Regions from separate parts of the Homo sapiens genome. Here all the other regions are linked to region 2. Evidence: chromatin contacts called from ENCODE Hi-C or POLR2A ChIA-PET data. All regions are on one chromosome and are shown on one strand. Each heading gives the region's core, a stretch centred on a gene start or an enhancer-like site at or near the end of the contact. The rest is flanking DNA. Distances are from core to core; before and after follow the strand shown. Region 1 holds the start of SNHG16 (small nucleolar RNA host gene 16). Region 2 holds the start of TEN1 (TEN1 subunit of CST complex). Region 3 holds the start of GGA3 (golgi associated, gamma adaptin ear containing, ARF binding protein 3). Region 4 holds the start of MXRA7 (matrix remodeling associated 7). Region 5 holds the start of TMEM94 (transmembrane protein 94).

Region 1 (2,700 bases), core at 170-2,669, 580 kb after region 2:
ATCACTTGAGCTTGGGAGGCGGAGGTTGCCGTGAGCCGAGATCGTGCCATTGCATTCCAGCCTGGGCAACAAGAGCAAAAGTCCATCTCAAAAAAAAAAAAAAAAAAAAATAATAATAATAATAAAAAGAGACTTCTGCTCTTGAAGAGCTTACAATCAAATGAAAGGAGGTAAACATAAGCAAATGTGGTAATTTGAAGATAAGTATCTGCAACATATTACCATCTGCAGGACAATATAACCCACACCGAAGGCCACAGAGATCACTGTTAATGGGTGGATGAGAACAGGGAGACTGGAATGGAGAAAAGGCTCTCGGTCTTGCAAACTTAAACTAGCTTTCAAATAGGTGCAAATTCTGGCCCTGATTGTTGATGTCGTTTTTGCCTTATTTTTATTTCAAAAACGAAGCCAGACCGGGCGCAGTGGCTCACCTTTGTAATCCCAGCACTTTGGGAGGCCAAAACAGGAGGACTGCTTGAGGCCAGGAGTTTGAGACCAACCCGGGCAACATAGTGAGACCTCATCTCTGCAAAATAAAAATAATCAGCTGGGCGTGGTGGCGCTCGCCTGTCGTCCCGGCCACTCAGGAGGCTGAGGCGGGAGGATCACTTGAGCCCGGGAGGTCCAGGCTACAATAAGTTATGATTGCACCACTGCACTCCAGCCTGCGTGCCAGGGTGAAACCTTATCTCAAAAACAAACCAAAAAAACCCAGAAACAAAAAAAAATGAAGCCAAGGTGTTTGCCTGAAAAATAACACTCAGAAGAGCAGTGGGTGTTACATCATTCTCCGTTCTTTTCGTAATTCAGCTCGTGACACTTGCCTTTTTTTCTCTTCTCGGAATGCCCCGGGCCCCTGGGCAGCCGCGGAGGCCGAGCCCCGTCGCTCTCCAGCGCTCCTTGCCGCCCGCGCCTCGGCTTCACCGGCCTCGCCCCAAACTTAAAAACACCTGAGCAGGAGGTTGAACGATTCCCTCGGAATCTCTCCTCTTCACTAACCCAGCGAACCACCCCAAATGCCCCTATCCTCCCCCAAATAAAATCCGCAGAGCAATTAACAAAGATACTCGGCCAAGCCCCGGTTTCCTCATCTGTCCCTGCCCCCTCGAACTTTCTGTGCTTCCCCAGTCTCGACCAGGGACAAACTGTGTTGAAGCTCAATGACTTTCTGGCAGAAGTGAACCTCCAGCTTCGTTTTCTGACAGCCGTGGTTCTTCACAGGCCTGGTTTCCCACTCCGGACCCTCCACTGCCCCTGGTGGCGGCCACCATCTTACCCCCAGCTCCAGGGTCGCGCTGAGGACGCGGCCAGCCCCCAGCCGCCGTAGTTTTGAACTACATTTCCCACCAGCCCTTTCTCAACATCGCGAGAGTTCCGGAGAGATTGCCGAGAAGACTTGCGCGCAGGGGCGGTCTCGCGTTCTTTTCGAGGTCGGCCGCGTGGCTGGAAGACATGGCCACTCCAGTCGGTGTTGAGCACGGCGAGCAGTCTCAGGCCTTTAGTGATGATGGTAAGGCTGCCTGGGTGGGAAAACGGGGTCTTCCTTGACACGACACTAACATACTTGGCTTCCCTTCCTCAGAGACGAAGTGGTGACGATAATCTCGGTTTCTCCCTCATAGGGTGGTTAGGAGGGTTAAAAGTACTGGATGAGAAAATGCTTTCCAAACGTTGAGAAAATGTTACTATGTGAAGGGAGAGAGCTCAAGCCCGTCCTCGGCGTCATAGGGCCGGCTTCTGCGGGGGAGAGCGCCTAACAACCTGGGCAGCCCCGTGCGCCTCCGCCGCGCGTGTGCTGAGCGTCATGCCCAGGGGTCTTCGGTGCCCGCGCACGGGCAGACTCTGACGATGGTGGTTCTTAATTCAGCATCAGGAGTGTTAACGTGTGAAGACGTGATTCCGCTTGGAGTGTCTTGAGGACGGCCCCAATCGGTAGTTCATATTTAGCTTTACAGATAGGAGTCAATAGGATTGTAAACTTCTGGAAAGCCGTAGTTTTAACAACGAGCCTTTTTTCCTCCCCCAGAGGCCTTTCTTTGTTTGGCATCTGCAGAGACGGTGAAAAGCAGAGCTCCAGGTTGAAGGATCAGAGTAATAGATGGAGCCCTTAACATGAGTAAGAGTGGGTGCAGGCAGGGCCTGAGTGGTCACTAGAAATGAGAAAGCACAGTTGGTGCCATCACATACATTCACCTCCTGCTTTATTCTGAAGTTCAAGTATGAGAATACGTGTTGACATACAAGCCAGCTATGGTAAGAAATTACTCAAAATTCAGAATGCTAATTATTTTAATGATAAAAATGAGTAGCGTCTTTGCCCGTGTGATTTGGGGCCACTAGGTGTCATTGTAACCAGCGTGGATCCTCGTTAGGGCATGCAGGGATGAAAGAGACATGGCAAATGAATTTTGGATCGCTAGGATTTAGGAATCTTTGTTATTGGCTGAGCTGAGGATGATTTAAAGTTATCCCTGTCTGAAATGGTATCTTTTGTGAGGAGGTCTGACTTGCTGAGGCTCAGCTGTTTAATACAAATCTGGAGAATAAACCTTAAGGTGGTTTCTGTTAGAATGAAGCCTGTTATCCTTCTCTTTTAGATTAAAGGTGGTGGCTGTGGCCTTGAAAACAGTCATGTGAAAACTCATCACCTTAAGGTGTTAAGTGTAAGGATCTTCATGATGAAATTTCTGTAAATGG
Region 2 (2,715 bases), core at 30-2,529:
AAACTGTACTCTTGAGAACAAAAACTCCTGCATTTCCATTTATTATCAGCATTCTACAAACACGTCATCCCACGAAAAGGCTTGGATACAAAAGTGATCACATTATTTTTCACACATATAACTTTATTTATTTATTTATTTATTTATTTTTTGAGATGGAGTCTCGCACTCTTGCCCAGGCTGGAGTGCAGTGGCGCGATCTCGGCTCACTGCAAGCTCCGCCTCCCTAGTTCACGCTATTCTCCTGCCTCAGCCTCCCGAGTAGCTGGAACTACAGGCGCCCGCCACCACGCCCGGCTAATTTTTGTATTTTCAGTAGAGATGGGGTTTCACCGTGTTAGCCAGAATGGTCTCGATCTCCTGACTTGGTGATCCGCCCGCCTCGGCCTCCCAAAGTGCTGGGATTACAGGCGTGAGCCACCGCGCCCGGCCACACATATAACTTTATAAAGTTGCATGAAAATATGCCAGTTTGCATCTTCAAACACCAAGCACGGTGATGAAAGGCCACCATAGACCGCAGCTGTAAAGTTTAGGCTTAACAACACTTGCTCTGTTCTAAGGCATACCTACTTTTTAAACCACATAATTTCATCAGGGTCAGCGATGCCAAACTCCCTCATCTTCTTCACCATGATGGCACTTTTCCTGACAGCCACCTCATAACGCTGGCTGCGAGTGAGGAAGTTCAAGTCCTCATGCTGGAAGTCTGGGTCGTTCAGGATCATGTTCTCTGAAAGGGGGTTAAAGGGCATTAAAAGGCAGACAGACACTCGGGCCTCCGTTCCACCCTCCCTGAATCACAATAGGCTTCAGAGTCGCGGACACACCTGGGGAATGGCGATATCCCCCCACCAGGGACACAGGCTGTTCCTCGAAGTGGGGGTCCCGGCTCCCCTAACGCTGGGCCAGAGGGCCTAGGCCCCACAGCGCCCCTGACTCCGCATCGAGGGAGTCTCCAGCTTTTCTCGGGAAAGGAGGGAGGTCTCGCCCGCCGCCCTCACCGATCTCTCGGCGGCGCCGGGTTTTCTCGGGGCTGCCGTCCAGGATGTGTGTAAGCAGCTCCGGGTTGAAGCTGGCGGAATCCCGCTCCCTGCGCAGGTCCGGGTTCATGGCGACGACCAGCTGGCAGCGAAGTAAGCACCGACCGAGGTGGCAGTGACAATCTAAATCCGCAGCTCCAGCGCCGGCCGGACCCTAGGAGGCAGCCTCAGGACGGCGCAAGTCCCCGCCTCCGCTCGCCCGGCCCGCCCCGGCCCGCCCCTTCTTTCTCCGTGGCCCTTTGGCGCGTGAGTGACAGCGGCCCAGACAGAGGGGGCGATGTCCGCGTCGTGGCTGGGGCCGGTCGCGGGGCAGACTAATCCCCTGCTCCTGGCCAGGGGAGGCTCCCGAGCGGATCCTCGGGAAAGGGGCTCCGAAGGTCAAGAAACTGCCCTGCTGGGCGTCCGGGGAGTGGGAAAATAAAGCACTTTTTGTATCCCGCCCCTCCCCCGTCACGTGACCACGCGAGGCGGAAAGAAGAAATCCGAGGACCGGCGACGCCTAGAACAGGTTGGCTGGGGCCTTGGGAAGGGGGCGGGACAACGAGGCTGAGGAGGGATTGCGCCTGCACTTGCCCCCCTCTTACCCCGCGGCCTCTGTCACGCTTCCGGGTCCGTGCCCCTAGGCCTCTCCGAAATGAGAGTGGTCGGGAGACTCTGGAGTCTGGGGCGGGAGATGGGGCTTTGCGGAATTGCTAGGGAGGGTCACTTGGGCTTTTGCCAAATCCACCCGGATTGGAGAAGAATGGGACGGGAACCAGTCTCTTTGGGGAGAGGCTCCAGTTACCTTTTGTTAAGATAATGGCGTCTTTACTGGCAGAGGCGTGGGTTCCGGGGCCCTGGGTGTGGGATTGTGAGCGCTGTTCAAGGGGTGGACGGGGACTTAGAATGAGACCAAGCGGGCGGTGCTGCTCTAAGCCTTCTGTCTGGGAAACCAGACATTTTCCCCCGCAACCTGGCAGTTACTAGAGGTCTTGGAATCCAGACTTCTTTGCTTTCGCCATCACCGTCATCAAAGTGGGAAATGCACACTTACTGTTAAAACCTAGTGTAGGGCCGGGCGCGGTGGCTCACGCCTGGAATCCCAGCACTTTGGGAGGACGAGGCGGGCGTATCACTTGAGCCCAGGAGTTCAAGACCAGCCTGGGCAACATGGCAAAACCCCATCCCTACAAAAAATACCAAAAAATTAGCTGGGTGTAGTGGCATGCGCCTGTAGTCCCAGCTACTCTGAAGGCTGAGATGGGATGGTGGCTTGAGCCCCGGAGGTGGAGGTTGCGGTGAGCCAAGATTGTGACATTGCACTCCATCCTGGGCAACATAGTGAGACCCTGTCTCTACAGAAAAAAAACAAAAAACAAAAACAGTTCTGCCCAGTGGGATTGTAGACAAGGGAGATTCAGGGATTTGTTGAATCATCTCTAGTCATTTTTTTTTTTTTTCTTGAGACGGAGTCTCGCTCTGTCGCCCAGGCTGCAGTGTGGTGGTATGATCTCAGCTCATTGCAACCTCCACCCCCTGGGTTCAAGCGATTCTCCTATCTCAGCCTCCCGAGTAGCTGGGATTATAGGGGCTCGCCACCACACCCAGCTAATTGTATTTTTAGTAGAGACAGGATTTTGCCATGTTGGCCAGGCTGGTCTCGAATTCCTGACCTGTTGATCCACCTGCCTCG
Region 3 (2,700 bases), core at 3-2,502, 720 kb before region 2:
GCTTTGCTAGAATACTTGGTAAACTAATTTAATGAATATCTGTAAAGTACTTTGAGCTCCTTGGAGAACACTTCCATATATAAAGAAGCCTTATGACCTGCCTGCAACTGCAGATTTTGCAAACGTGATCTTACTTTTTCTCTCTTTTGGGATATGCTCCCCTTTAAACTGAAGCTCAACCTCCTGAAGGGGGTTTCTTACTAGGAAAAATCAGACAATTTGAGGAAATAGCTATCACCTCCAAGATCCCGGAAGCAGTACTAAATAAGAGACCTCAGAACAAGGCAATACTAGGTATCTCACCTATCCCATTACCAGTCCAATTTCTCTCTCCACTTAAAGGAGGCTTCCAGGTCTAGCCTACAGGAAAGTTCACTTATTAACCCTCAGGCAGAGTACTACCTGCTAACCAGGTTAACACACATTTCCTTCGTAGCACTGTAATTCACAGTGCAATGACAGCAATACGCTTCTATAACTACAGCTTCAGACTGTGCTCCTCAGCCTTACTCAGAATAGGCTATCAACACTGACTCGTTAGGATATTCAAGGGGGTATATGTATGTGTGTGGGGGGGGAATTCCCGACACCGATTTCACCATGCTTCTGTGGTCACTGCAGGAAAAAGGTAGAGCTCTCTGTTCTCTATCATCGCTCTCTTTGGAATATTATTCTCACTTCAAGCATTCTGCCTGAGCGAAGCCGTCACTTCTCCAACACATGGTCACAATTCTGAAGCTGCCAGGCGACTGAACGCAGTCGGCAGCACCCACCACTACCGGAGACTCAGCCCCAATCCGAAGCTTCTCCCTTAGTCAGGGATTGGGGCGCTGGGTTCCTGGTGTCACCGCCGGGCGGCGACCCCACCACAATCTCCCCAAAGCGCCGAAGCATGTCAGCCCGAAGATCTTGGCTGTCGCCTTTCCCCGAGCCTGCGGTGCCCGACAGGAGCCCGAGTTCACGCCGCCGCGCGCCAGAGCAAGAGGACGCGCCGCAGCGAGGGAAGCGGGGGCCGGACTGGGGCCCGGCGCCCTGATAGGGAAGGGGCGTGATCGCAGGCTGCTCGCGGCGAGGGCGAGACCGGGCGTGGGCTGCCAAGAGGCGACGCCGTGGAGCCCGGGGAGGGGACGTGGGGGTGAAGACAGGGGCAGCCCAGCGGCTCGAGGGCAGGCAGAAACGGCCGCGGCTACTCACTGAGCCAGGACTCCAGGCTTTCCCCTTCCGCCTCCGCCATATTGCAGCCGCCCGGCCCCGCGGCTTCAAAACTCGCGAGAGTCTGCACGAGCTGAGACGGGGCGGGGCCTGCATGGGGTCCTGAGAGGAGTGAGTGCCGTCACCGAGGGCCGCGCCAGACTGCGACGGATACAGGGAGGGCAAGGGTTTCCTTTTGGCGCTCCCCTTTGGACCCCGGAGTGAAAAACTCTAACGTCCAGATCAGTGGAGAGAAACGCAGATTTAGGACCCTGAGGAGTCTTTTTCACCCGTTTCCCGTCACTCGCTCAGGCGCGCCGAGGGCAGTCCTTGTGGGGTCCTCGTGGCCAGCCAAGATGGCTGCCCCCGCAGTGAAGGTTGCCCGAGGATGGTCGGGCCTGGCGTTGGGCGTGCGGCGGGCTGTCTTGCAGCTTCCAGGGTGAGAGGGTGGCGAGCAGCGGCGGGGGGGCGCTGCGAGGAAGGAAGGGGGCCACAGGCAGGCCGCGTGGGCCCCTAGAGAGAGCATTGCCCTGGGGGCCGGAGTATCTGGATTCAAGCTTCTAAGTTAGCTGCGTGACCCTGCGCCAATCCGAAGGTTTAGTGACTACCTCTCGCCTAAGGAGTCTGGCTGATCTAGGGTTCTAACGCGGAGCTGAAAGTGCGGTTCAGCTAAAGAGCTCAGATCTGGGATCGCCTGTGAATTGGGATGGGTGTGTAGGCGCCAAGCCCATCCTTACCGTTAGCACTTGACCAGGAGGAGACTTTACCCGCCTGCTTGGGGAATGTCCTCCTACTTGGGACAAGGGCCTGAATTGTTGTGGCTCAGGTTTAGCTCGCGGTCTCCGCGCCGCTCCCCCTCGTCGGCGCGTTGGCAGTCATGCCTATTGTTAAGTCAAACCTACTCGCTTGTGGAGTCAGCTTTTGCCTGCCTCCTCCTTTCCCCCCCTCCCAGGCTAACTCAGGTGAGATGGAGCCGCTATAGTCCTGAATTCAAGGATCCCTTGATTGACAAGGAATATTATCGCAAGCCAGTGGAGGAGCTAACTGAGGAGGAGAAATATGTTCGGGAGCTCAAGAAGACTCAGCTCATCAAAGCTGCTCCAGCAGGGAAAACAAGTTCTGTGTTTGAAGACCCAGTCATCAGGTTAGATGGAAACAAACACTTGTTACATGGACTGGGACTATCCCAGGGAGGGTTTCTGGTGAGGATTCTGTGATACAGCCTTGGAGAGCTAAACGTGTTGCTTTTCTCTTTGAAGTAAATTCACCAACATGATGATGATAGGAGGAAACAAAGTACTGGCCAGATCCCTCATGATTCAGGTAAACAGCACTTCCCTCCTCAGTCATCTTTCTTGCCCCCCTACCCCGTAGCCTTGTACTTGGTACTTTCAGTGTAGCTTAAGAGCAAATGGATTCATGTATCTATTATTCAGATTAACTTCCCTGCATGTGTACGGGCTTTAATGAAGCCCTGTAAGAGTCAGCAACTGCCATTCCTTGGTGTTT
Region 4 (2,700 bases), core at 20-2,519, 730 kb after region 2:
ACTCGGAGACCCTGGCGGTGGCCTGGACCGGCCAAGCGTGGTGAACTCCAGGGAACATGGGCACACAGTGTAGGGGCTGGGATGAGTGGATGAGGGAAATCCGACTCCTCTCAGATATCCACAGGCAGGACAAGGTGGCCAAGGCCGAGCTGATGGACAGCATGGCGGGAGGCCTGGGGCAGAGGCAGGGAGGGCCGCTTTGGGGTGCTCACTGGTGCTCCAGGAGGGCTTTATCCTGCATCTTCACTCCATCCAGGCCCAGCTTACCTACAACCCGGGGGAGTGGGGGTAGGAGGGTGTTAGATGTGTAGCTTGAAAACGACAATAAAAAGGACTGCTGGGATCGGGTGCCTTTTCTTTCAGTCCCAGCCCACGGGCTTCACAAAACGCCACAGCACTGACTCTGAAATCTGGACTTCAAATTGGCTGAAAAAGAAAAGCCAGCTTTCCTCCCTCGCCCCCCGAAAGTCCTACTTTTTAAACATCAAGATAACTCTCATGGCAGGCCTGGAAATAAGCCACAGGCACGTGGATTTGGGAACCGGTGGGCGGGAGGGGTCAGAAGTGGGTGAGGAGCAAAATTCCAAGCCCTGGTCCCGAGGCCTGGGAGCCAGCAGCTGCGGAGCACGCCCTGGGCTGGGAGAGGCCGAGGGGAGGGGAGAGCAAAACACCTCCAAACAAACTCCTTCGGGCTCGCCCCTCGCCACACTTTCTGGGGGAGGGCGGCGAGTTTGCGGGGCTGCGGCTTAGCATGGCGGGACCTGCATTTCCTGCGGGCCGCGGGTTCTGCGCTTCCTGGGGGCAGCCTGGGCTGGAGGCCGCGGCCCCGCTCCCTGGCTCGGCGGGGAACGGCAGCGGCAGCCGGAGCCCCGGGGGTGGGGAGGGGGCCGCGAGGGCCCCGGTGCGTACCTGCCTCGCCTCCACCGCCTGCTCCTCCGCCTCCGCTGGCGCCGCCGCGGGATCCCCTGGCCCTTCGGGCTCCCCCGGTCCCGCAGGCTCCCCGAGCTCCCCCAGCCCCGCGGGCTCTCCAGGCTCCTCCGGCCCCGCGGGCGAGGCCGCCGGCTCGGGGGCGCAGGGGCGGGACGGCGCCGGGGCCCCGGTGGCCTCGGCCGGGGGCGCGGGTTCCGGGGGCGCGCGGGCAGGCTCCGGGCTCGCGGCCGCCCCACGCCGCACCAGTAGCCAGGCGAGCAGAAGGGCCAGCGCGGTGGCCAGCGCAGGCAGCGCGGCCAGTAGCTCGGCCGGCGCCTCCATCGCGCCGCGGCCGCCGAGTGCGGGCCAGCTGGGACCCCGAGGGAGCCCGCCGCGCCCCGTCGCCGCGCCCGGTCGCCGCGCCCCGCCTCGGGGCGGAGCCCCCATCGCCGCGCCCCGCCCCCGCCCCCTCCGGCCCCGGGAGGGTGACGCACAGGCTGCGGGCGGGGGTGTTGAGGGGGCAGAGCCCTGACCACCTGGGAGGCACAGGAGGGCCAACCCCTGCCCGGCCTGGGCAGCCTTGACGCTTTGGGGCACAATTTAGCTCAGGTTCAATTTGAAATACTGTATGAGGTGCCCTTAGGTTGTCATCTTTGGCCTTAGTACGGCGGTTCGTCTTAGAGCATTTTGGAAATGTGGGAATGCAGAGAGACAAGCAAACCCGGGAAGCTTCATGGAAACGGCAGCCTGGATTGGCTTGTAAAGCAATCATAATGCCGGATTACGTTCAGCCACTGCCGTTTTTATAGGCATGTCAGGAGTTGCTTTTAATCCTCAGGGTTGCCTTAATGCACTTTCACAGAGGACATCTCCAGATCCCGGCCAGTGAATGCTCCCTTCGGAGCTGAGGCCAGCAGCCTTCAACACAGGCCTCCCTGTTAACAGTAACATGGCTCCCCCGCCCCTAGACCTGAAATTCAGCTGCAGGTCCTTGGTCAACGCTATTCCTCTTACCAGACTTTCTTCTTTGCACAATTCCAGAATGCATGCAGGGTGGGAGGGTACAATGAAGGAAATGAAGGCTATTGTTTTTGTTTCTCCAGATCCTCCCAGGCCTCTGTTGCTGAACAGTGGATTTTGAGATAAACACGTTGTAACCAAAAACATACTTTCCTACCACTCCCCACCCACTCTTTAGTTATTTTAAATAAACACAGGACGGGCATGTCAGGTATCACGCCAAACATAAGGCCTAATGTTAAAAAAAACACGGTTCCAGTTTTTGCTGAGGATGCCTTTAATACTTTTTTGGGAATATTACAGTGCCTGAGCTGATCTGTGATATAAACCAGATATTAGATGGAGTGCTTCTTTTTAAATGAAGATACACAAACGAGACCCCTCAGCAACAGGGAGAGCTGAATTCTGCTGCACTGCACGATATTAAGCGGGCCATGCACTTCCTTTTAGTGGTGGTTGATGAAAAGAGCCTATAAACTATAAAATGTGAAATAGGCTTTATCTACGGGCGACTAGCTTTTAACCACTGTGGAAGTTTCAGCCAGTGTATGGGCCTATTTTTTTTCTTTTGAGATGGAGTCTTATTCTGTTGCCCAGGCTGGAGTGCAGTGGCGCAATCGCGGCTCACTGCAACCTCCACCTCCCGGGTTCAAGCGAAACTCCCACCTCAGCCTCCTGAGTAGCTGGGATTACAGGCGCCCACCACCATGCCCGGCTAATTTTTTTCTGTTTTTAGTAGACAGGGTTTCACCGTGTTGGCCAGACTGGTCT
Region 5 (2,700 bases), core at 21-2,520, 520 kb before region 2:
CTACTCCGGAGGCCGTGGCAAGAGAATCACTTGAACCCGGGAGGTGAAGGTTGCAGTGAGCCGAGATCAAGCCATTGCCCTCCAGCCTAGGCGACAAGAGCGAAACTCCGTCTCAAAAAAAAAAAGAAAAAAAGAACCTTTAAAGCAAAGCGTAGGGAACCAACCATGTGACGAAGGAGCAGAGGTGGAAAGGTCTCTGTCACGTTTAAAGAATGGTGGTTAATCTATGTGGCTGCAGGAATAGTTTAGCCTGTGGGGACTTAGACCTGGAAACGTATGTCTGAGTCAATTTATGAAGGACTTTGAACATCAGGCAGAAAGATTTGGACCTATTTGCAAAGGTGAACTATCAGTTTTTGTGTGCAGGTTAGTGACATGATTCTTATGGCGTTTTAGGCAACAGCTAAACTGGGTCATACAAGATTAGGTACTAAAATGCCATCTTCTTGTCCAGCTGAGAAAGGGATTTTAATTACGTAATTAAACTCATGAATGTGGGAAGGGGCTCTTACTTCACAAGGCCAACCTCAGCTCTTTCCCAATTATATAAACAAGTTTTTGTTTGTTTTTTTGTTTTTGTTTTTTTTAAACAAGCCTTCCAGACTTAGATCTCTGGGAAAAGAGAAGTAAATACTGACACAGGCTTGCTTTGTTTTCCCAAGAGAGGTCTCCCAGGCGATTTATCTAATTACCTAGAAAAAAAATTTAACTTGTTTTTCCCTTTAGATTTCAGCCGAGCTGGAAGCGGGAGGGGGGAATTGCAGTATTGCCTTAGATTTTCTAGATTTGGTTTGGACGCAATATTCGTCCTGAGGGAGTCCCTCCAAGGCCTCTCGGAGCGGGCAGCCTCTAGGCATTTGTTCAAGGCAACAAGGAGGGAGCTTAGAAGAACTTAAGAGAGGCGGGGAGCTCTGCAAAGGGCTTATTTTAAAAAGAAAGGGAAAAAAGGTGGGGCGCGCCGTCTATCTTTTTAGAATAATTCTGTAGGAAAACGAATCGGAGGTAAAGCCATGCCCTCTGGTCAGGGTTTCTGGACTAGAAACTGCCTGAGCTTTACGCACAGGAAAGGACAGTGGCTCTTCACTCTCCCGGCCGCATCACTCGGCACCTAATTCCGCCAGGCTCCCAGAGGGGCGGTTGCAGCTACAGCCTAGCACGCCGCGTAGCCAATAAGAAGCCAGAATTCCCCCTATTCTCAAATCCTGACCAATCGGTGGCCTGAACTTTAGCTCTCTGGCCGGCGCCTCTGTTGCCCGGAAGGGAGGCAAGCCCCCTTAGAGTTGCCAGTAACGGACATGGCTGCGGCCCCCGGAGGAGGGGACGTGAAGTGAGGAGGGGGTTGGGAGGGGAGAGGACGCGGGCGAGGAAGACCAGCCCCGGGGCCCCGGTAAGTACGAGAAGGCCCGTGGCCCGAAAGTGGGGAGCAAGGGGGCGTGGGGCTCGGCCTTGCGCGTCCTTTGGATTCTTGGCCAAGGAAAGGGGAGTCTGGGGTCTGCACCCAGAGAACGGCTTAAGGGGATGCCTCCTGAGGGGGAGTCCAGGGACTGGCTCTAGTCTCCAGCTCTTGACCATTGCCTTCCCCCGAGTCTTCAGACTCTTGCTCTCAGCCCTGGATTGGTCCATTGTGGGGTCTCTCGCCAGAAATAAAGCCTCTCGCCAACAAAGAATCCCTGCCCCAGGTCTGTCGTGCCTAGGCCCTGGCCCAGAGGGCTCCCAACGCCGACGCCCTGAGTATTTATTTCGAGGCCCCTGGGAGTCCTCATCCCCGACCTAAATAAAGACCGTTGTCCCGCCTGCGCGCGCTCTCCGCAGCCGCCCGGGGTCCTCGCGCGGCCGTCCCCAGCTGGATGGAGCCGGCCGAGGGGCTCCTGGCAGCCATCCCTGATCTTGCAGTTTGGAGCGGGCTTTTTTTTCTTTCCGCCTTTCCAGAAGCGTTTTCAGGCTCCTCGGAAGCTCACCATCCATGCCATCGGATAAAGTGACTCCTGTGGAATGCCCTCGTTCCTGTACCGCACACCCCTGGAGCCCAGGTCTCCTGGTTCCTAGCATGCCACGATGCGGCCCCTGCCCGCTGCCCAGCGCCAGATGCAAGCAAAGCCCCGCTCTTTCATTGGTGTGTCACCGCGGGCTAAACTTTGGCGTTGCCTTGGTCACGTGCTGCTACATCCCACCCTCTCTCCTGAGTTTTTCGGTGGCTCTTGAGGGAAAAAAGGAGGGAGCTCGTTATGGAATCTGTTTTCCTTCTGCTATGTGGGTGTATGCATTGGAGAGAAGGATCTTTTTCTCATGATTTATCCAAGACGCTCAGCTTTAGTGACATAGTTGTTATTCCGCAGGTAATCTTGGAAGATGGAAGCAGGGAGGGGGCAGTTTTAACATTTTCATTTTGCAGATGTGGAGATTGTTCGGAGAGGCAAGGCCAGGGTCACCTAGAGCCAAACTAGAATCCGAAAGTCCAGGGGCTTGAGTTCTTTATCCGCTAGACCTAGTTGTTTCCTAGGTGTGACCTGAGGAGATCAAGTTCCCTGACTCCCCTGAGCTCTTGCAGGGTGGCTCTGGGCATTAAAAGCGATGGGCATTAAAAGTAGGATCCTCCTATGCTTCCTGGCAATGACTAGGGTCTTCATACCTGGTTTGCATTCAGTAATTTTAAGAAGCCAGCAGGTAGTTCTCTGGCAGACTTCTTGTATTAATATTCAT

Evidence for each region. A loop is a pair of places that touch in the nucleus more often than their neighbours do. ChIA-PET counts read pairs that join two places held with the same protein, here RNA polymerase II (POLR2A). Pooled maps may share reads with other maps.
Region 1: a loop to region 2 is called in a pooled map, with 5 times the contacts of the local background. The contact joins the promoter of SNHG16 here to the promoter of TEN1 in region 2. A Hi-C loop is called at or near these places in 1 of 168 maps with a recorded cell type or tissue (MCF 10A) and 5 of 50 pooled maps. POLR2A ChIA-PET finds 5 or more read pairs at or near these places in 3 of 52 experiments (CD4-positive, alpha-beta memory T cell, Panc1 and activated T-cell).
Region 3: a loop to region 2 is called in a pooled map, with 11 times the contacts of the local background. The contact joins the promoter of GGA3 here to the promoter of TEN1 in region 2. A Hi-C loop is called at or near these places in 1 of 168 maps with a recorded cell type or tissue (naive thymus-derived CD4-positive, alpha-beta T cell) and 7 of 50 pooled maps. POLR2A ChIA-PET finds 5 or more read pairs at or near these places in 2 of 52 experiments (Panc1 and activated CD8-positive, alpha-beta memory T cell).
Region 4: a loop to region 2 is called in a pooled map, with 4 times the contacts of the local background. The contact joins the promoter of MXRA7 here to the promoter of TEN1 in region 2. A Hi-C loop is called at or near these places in 1 of 168 maps with a recorded cell type or tissue (CD8-positive, alpha-beta T cell), 2 of 37 single-sample maps with no recorded cell type and 7 of 50 pooled maps. POLR2A ChIA-PET finds 5 or more read pairs at or near these places in 1 of 52 experiments (A549).
Region 5: a loop to region 2 is called in a pooled map, with 12 times the contacts of the local background. The contact joins the promoter of TMEM94 here to the promoter of TEN1 in region 2. A Hi-C loop is called at or near these places in 7 of 50 pooled maps. POLR2A ChIA-PET finds 5 or more read pairs at or near these places in 4 of 52 experiments (H1, WTC11, activated CD8-positive, alpha-beta memory T cell and 1 more).

Annotation. Positions count from the first base shown.
Region 1 is chr17:76,556,345-76,559,044 of GRCh38, forward strand. It overlaps SNHG16 (small nucleolar RNA host gene 16), which reads left to right and starts at 1,420. Exons shown (of 3, transcript NR_038111.1): 1 at 1,420-1,513. SNORD1C (small nucleolar RNA, C/D box 1C) reads left to right here and starts at 2,446; the gene lies at 2,446-2,525. RefSeq lists enhancers at 451-550, 1,040-1,840, 1,241-1,500, 1,841-2,642.
Region 2 is chr17:75,977,961-75,980,675 of GRCh38, forward strand. It overlaps TEN1 (TEN1 subunit of CST complex), which reads left to right and starts at 1,280. Exons shown (of 4, transcript NM_001113324.3): 1 at 1,280-1,551. It overlaps ACOX1 (acyl-CoA oxidase 1), which reads right to left and starts at 1,206. Exons shown (of 14, transcript NM_004035.7): 1 at 1,005-1,206; 2 at 574-733. The coding sequence starts at 1,113. TEN1-CDK3 (TEN1-CDK3 readthrough (NMD candidate)) reads left to right here and starts at 1,257. Exons shown (of 10, transcript NR_037709.1): 1 at 1,257-1,551. RefSeq lists enhancers at 380-963, 869-1,098, 964-1,547, 1,669-1,768 and a silencer at 1,179-1,248.
Region 3 is chr17:75,260,354-75,263,053 of GRCh38, forward strand. GGA3 (golgi associated, gamma adaptin ear containing, ARF binding protein 3) reads right to left here and starts at 1,253. Exons shown (of 17, transcript NM_138619.4): 1 at 1,195-1,253. The coding sequence starts at 1,234. It overlaps MRPS7 (mitochondrial ribosomal protein S7), which reads left to right and starts at 1,526. Exons shown (of 5, transcript NM_015971.4): 1 at 1,526-1,630; 2 at 2,144-2,335; 3 at 2,451-2,514. The coding sequence starts at 1,548. RefSeq lists enhancers at 659-758, 1,229-1,638, 1,435-2,312.
Region 4 is chr17:76,709,696-76,712,395 of GRCh38, forward strand. MXRA7 (matrix remodeling associated 7) reads right to left here and starts at 1,270. Exons shown (of 4, transcript NM_198530.4): 1 at 910-1,270. The coding sequence starts at 1,251. RefSeq lists a silencer at 1,292-1,501.
Region 5 is chr17:75,455,365-75,458,064 of GRCh38, forward strand. TMEM94 (transmembrane protein 94) reads left to right here and starts at 1,271. Exons shown (of 32, transcript NM_014738.6): 1 at 1,271-1,387. RefSeq lists an enhancer at 968-1,017 and a silencer at 1,168-1,327.